Regions from separate parts of the Mus musculus genome. Here region 2 is linked to region 1. A link is a loop called in an ENCODE intact Hi-C map of the cell type or tissue named here. Cell type or tissue: left cerebral cortex. All regions are shown on one strand. Region 1 has its middle 33 kb from the start of Gm4610. Region 2 overlaps Pde5a (phosphodiesterase 5A, cGMP-specific).

Evidence for each region. Hi-C counts contacts between places; a loop is a spot of excess contacts. Peaks named below come from ENCODE experiments on the same cell type or tissue, not always from the same donor. Only the 100,000 strongest peaks of a DNase experiment are listed, where the experiment ranks them.
Region 2: it touches region 1 in a loop (2.2-fold over the local background); 1 of 42 quality-filtered maps calls a loop at or near these places.

The regions. Positions count from the first base shown.
Region 1 is chr3:122,358,115-122,360,614 of GRCm38, forward strand. No RefSeq gene overlaps it. Among named protein-coding and RNA genes, the nearest start is that of Gm4610, 33 kb to the right of the region's middle. In left cerebral cortex, no CTCF peak of the experiment used is centred here; a DNase peak (open chromatin) is centred at 1,445.
Region 2 is chr3:122,810,022-122,812,521 of GRCm38, forward strand. The region is part of intron 11 of Pde5a (phosphodiesterase 5A, cGMP-specific); the gene reads left to right. Among named protein-coding and RNA genes, the nearest start is that of 4930447N08Rik, 9.3 kb to the left of the region's middle. In left cerebral cortex, no CTCF peak of the experiment used is centred here; a DNase peak (open chromatin) is centred at 1,175.

The DNA.
Region 1 (2,500 bases):
TGTGCCATTACAGGAGCCCATCCAATGTTAATTACTTCTCAAAGTTCCACCTCCAATACCATTAGTATATAAATATGGAAATTGTATTTCCAACACATGAACCTAGACTCTTGCTGGGCAAGGGTAGGCTCTGTCACTGAGCTACGTCCACAGTTCACCAACAGGTGACTCTTTGAGGACATATTCAAACCATAGCAGAAACTACCCCAGAACCGGTTAGTTTGAGAGCCCATAAGGTGGCTGCCATGGCTTATTGTCTTCTAGCCACAATCCATACAATCTCCCCAGCACACTGAGTTACACCTGGCCTGTGGGACCATATCAGTATGGCAGAGAGGAGGGGAGAGTGGAAGTGACTGATGGTGTTGTGGACGGTCTATCAGATTGTCCTGGGGGATAACAACCCTCTGCTTTAAGGATGTGCTTGCGTCTGTGGAGAGACTGATTTAGAGATGACCTGAGGGTCCCTGATGTCAGTTTCCCCATGAAGTGAGCATGGTCCTCGTGGGAACAGATGCAGATGGCTGCAGCTCTAGCTAACTTGTTCCATCACCCTCATGAGCCAGAACCAAATTCCCGGCCACAGACACTGTGAGAGAGAATAGACTATTAGTATAGCCTTTGTCCACTGAGTTTTGAAGTTATTCACTTTTGTACTCAGAAATATTCAAGTTAAGAACATGGGTCTTCTAATAGCCAATCCAGAAATCCCTTTTCTTTTTCAATTTATCACTATCCTAAAGGTTTTAATTGTCGTATGTGTGTATTCATATGTGAAGTTGGGTACATGTATGTGGGCACATGCCACACGGGCCAGAGGACACCTTGGGTGTCATTCTCCGGAACGATCTACTTTGGCTCTGGAAGCCACTTCACTGGCATAGAGCTTACCAAGTAGGCAAGGCCAGGTAGCCAGCAACCCCCAGGTCCCTCCTGTCTCTTCCAACTGCTGGGGCCACAAGTGGGCGTTCCCACATCAGCAGTTTTAACACATGTTCTGAGAGTTGGATTTAGACCCTTAGCTTGCACACTAAGAATGTTACTGACCAAGCTATCTCCCCAGTCTCCTCAAAAGTTCTTGCTACAGAAGTGATTAAGTAACTTTATTAATATTAGATAAAGAAATGTAGCATTATATGATTCAATAAAATACATTGTATGTTTTTAAAAGGATGAATGGTTAGGAAAGATGTTTGCAAAGTTACGCAGACTATTTCTTTTCTTTCCAAGTCTCAATAGGAAGGAGGTGGCATTTCATGGTGTCCCTTCAATCACTTTCTTTATATGGTGGCATTTTGGCAGAAGGGTTTCTTTCCTGGGTGGTAGCATTTCTGAAATAGCTGTATGTGGGTTGTATTTGTTTGTTTTCTAAATAGTAGGCTTACAAAAACTCCCTTGTTTCAACTTGTAAAACAGTGTACTTCAGCAGAAGCGCACAGTTCCTGCCAGCGTCTAAATGCAAGAGACTTAGTGCCAGTGAGCGTGTTCTCAGATCCATTTAGCTTAGGCAAGGACAAAGACAGGCATGGAATCCGTGTGGGTAATGAACTGCCTCTCTTAGGTGTAAATTCCATTTTGAACAGACCCAGATGCTCAAGTGACCGGGAGATGATAGAACCTGGCAGATGGCGAGAAGTGAGGCTGAGTCCCCGAGAGTACTGGTTTCAATCACAGCCCACACAGGAACACTTAACTGAGACTTAACTGAGACCTGGGGAATTATTAGGAACAATTAGCACCCCACCCAAGGCCCCTCATACAGCCTAAAACTGCAGCCTTTGCCTTCTTCCCAGGCTCCACCCTGATCTATGGAAGTTACCGTAGAGCCCAGGGGATAACAGAGGACGGGCCACAGCCCAGCAAGTGTGATGTCCCTCACTCAGACTCTTCTCTCCGCAAAAATCTTCAAGCTGCCACATTGCTTTTTCAGAAAGATGTCTTCATTGGCACAGGTTGCATCAACCACACCCTCACGGCTGGTACCCTGGGTGAACCGAAAGGATGATAAAAGGTCAGAAATGCTGGTAAGAGGTGCTGAGTCAGCACTTCTCCCTAGACCACGGTATATGATGTGATTCGGGAAGCTATCCGGGTTCCAATTCAAATCTGGACTCTATCACTTAATATCTGTATCACCTCAGCAAGTTAGTTTTCAAATCTGCCCAGAGGCACCCCTGAGACCACTAATTCTCAACCTTTCCAGCACCCCGTTTAATACAACTCCTCATGTTACGGTGACCACCCCCAACCATAGACTTGTCTTTATTGCTACTTCATAGCTATAGTTTTGTGACTGTTATGAATCATAGTATAAATATCTTATATTCAGGATATCTGATATGGGAACCCTGTGAAAGGGGTGTTCAATTCCTGAAAGGGTCATGACCCACAGGTTGAGTACCACTTAGAGTGTGACCGAGAGGGCTACCTTTAAGAATAAGACAATAGCGACCTGTTGTTGTATACTTGCTATGTGCCAGGCGGTAGGTGTGGGTTTAGT
Region 2 (2,500 bases), 450 kb after region 1:
CAGCTCTGATTTCAACAAAGATTTTAGTTCATCACTTGCTGAAGATGCATCTAGAGTTTGTCTCTATACAATCCTATTAGGAAATTCATAAATTCTCTTGTTTTCTAATCATGGTTTGAACCAAAAATATGCTCAGAGCCTCTACAGTGTGTATATGTACACACACACACACACACACACACACACACACACACACACATCCTTCTGAAGCAGGAGGAAGCAGCTAGCTGACCTTGTGGTTTCTGCCCATTACATGTGGCATGGTGGTTACTGCTAGTTCCACAAAAAGGCATTTCATTGAAGATAACCACAGTGACCACGTAAATGTCATTGACTATAGATGGCCTCTCTGAATGCAGTGGCTCTAATATTTTTACATCCATCAGAATCACTTGGAAAGCTCCTTGGAACACATAGATGGCCTGGGACCACTCCTGGCTTTTCTAGTTCAATATTTCTGTGTTTACATTTCTCCTTTGATAGCCCACAGAGAACCTCCTTGTGTCAAAGATGTTAGTATGTTGAGGTGAGGGCTCTGGGTAGGCACCATGTACATTGGCTTCTCCATGTTCAAATACTGGTTTCTCTGCCCCCATATCTTGTTGCAATCTGGACTTGGCACTGTATTTCCTGTTTCTAAGTTTGTAGAAATATCGTTTCCCATTTATTCTCTGACTTGTCAATCAAAGCTAGCCAGCCAATGGCTGGACAGAAGAGAGAATAAGGCAGGATTTCCACCAGACAGGGGGTGGGGAGAGAGAGAGGAAGATGGAGAGGGAGAGAGAATTGGCCTTGAGGAAGGGGTCAGGGAGACATCATGGGAGACCATACCTGAGGCCCAGAGAGCCAGACCGTTACTAAAATGCAAGTATCTCATGAATTTTGGCTGGGAAGTAGCCAGATAAGCTTAGAGGATTAGAATAAATCAATGACTGCCCAGGTACTGTGCAGTAAAGCTTGATTATATAATTCTAGTAGATTCAGTTTCATTCAGTTGGGATAGCTGGAGATAGAGAAATCCTGCCACTTTTAAAATTCCTATTGCAGTGAGTGTTGCAAGAGTAACCATTGTCAAGCTCGGTTCTCTGGTAAGATGAAGCATCCTTTTGATAAAGGGCCACGAGTGGGATAGCTGGATCTGGAGGTGGATTGACTCAACTTTCTGAGGAACAACCCACTGATATCTGAGGAATAACTATGCTGGTTTCCATAGTAGCTGTACACAGTTTTCACTCCCACCAGCAATGGAGCAGCGTTCCCCTTACTCTCCAGCTCAAGCTGTCATTTGTTTCATGGATCTTAGCCGTTCTGACAGATGCAGCGTGAAACCTCAGAGTAGTTTTGAGATGGCTGAGGATATTGAACATTTCTTTCTGGTGTGCTCTTCAGTTATCAATATGCGATTTTGCCGATGCTTTTGTGTAGACTCAGTACTATGAACACGCCTCTTAGAATCACTTTCCTTGTGTCCACTGATTTTGGATTTGTTGTGTTTTCAGTTTTGTTGTTGTTGTTGTTTGTTTTTGTTTTGTTTTTGTTTTTTGAGACAGGGTTTCTCTGTATAGCCCTGGCTATCCTGGAACTCACCTTATAGACCTCGAACTCAGAAATCCACCTGCCTCTGCCTCCTAAGTGCTGGGATTAAAGGCGTGCACCACCACCGTCCAGCATGTTTTCAGTTTTATTAAACTCTAGAAAGTTTTTAGTTTCTGTCTTAATTTTTGTCTCGACCCACTTTTTTCTCAGTCGTGAGCTGTCCAGTTTCCATCAATTTGTAAGATTTTTGTTGTTTCTGTTGTTAATATCCAGCTTTAATCTCTGGTTTTCAGATAGAATGCAGGATGTTATTACCGTTTTCTCGTATCTCTTATACTTGGTTTGTGTCCAAGCATGTGGTCAGTTTTGGAGAAAGCTCCATGAGATGCTGAGAAGAAGGTATATTCTTTTGTGCTTGGGTGGAATGTTCTGTAAATATCTGTTTATAATATTGGTTTATATCGTCATTTAGCTTTGGCATCTCTCTGTTTAGTGTTTGTCTGGATTACCTGTCTGTTGGTGAGAGCTGGGTATTGAAGTCTCCCACTGTCCATGTGTGAGGGTCAGTGTGTGATTTAAGCTATAGTCGTGCTTATTTTGCTAATTTGGCTGCCTTTGTGTTTGGGGCAGAGGTGTTAAGAATTATAATGTCCTCTTGGTAGATCGTTCTTTAGGTGTGTAAGGCCTTTCTTTCCTATCTCTTCTGATTAGTTTTGGCTTTAATTCAGATATTAAAATGACTGCACCAGCTTGCCTCAGGTCAGTTTACTTGGAATATCCTTTTCTATCTTTGTACCCTAAGGTGATGTGAATCCTTGATATTAAGGTGTGTTTCTTGGATGAAGCAGAAAGATGGACTATTTTTTCATTCATCCTGTTAGTGTATGTGTGTGTGTTTTAAATTGGAGAATTGAGATCATTGATGTTGAGAGATATCTATGGGAGTTGCTGGTGTTTGTTGATT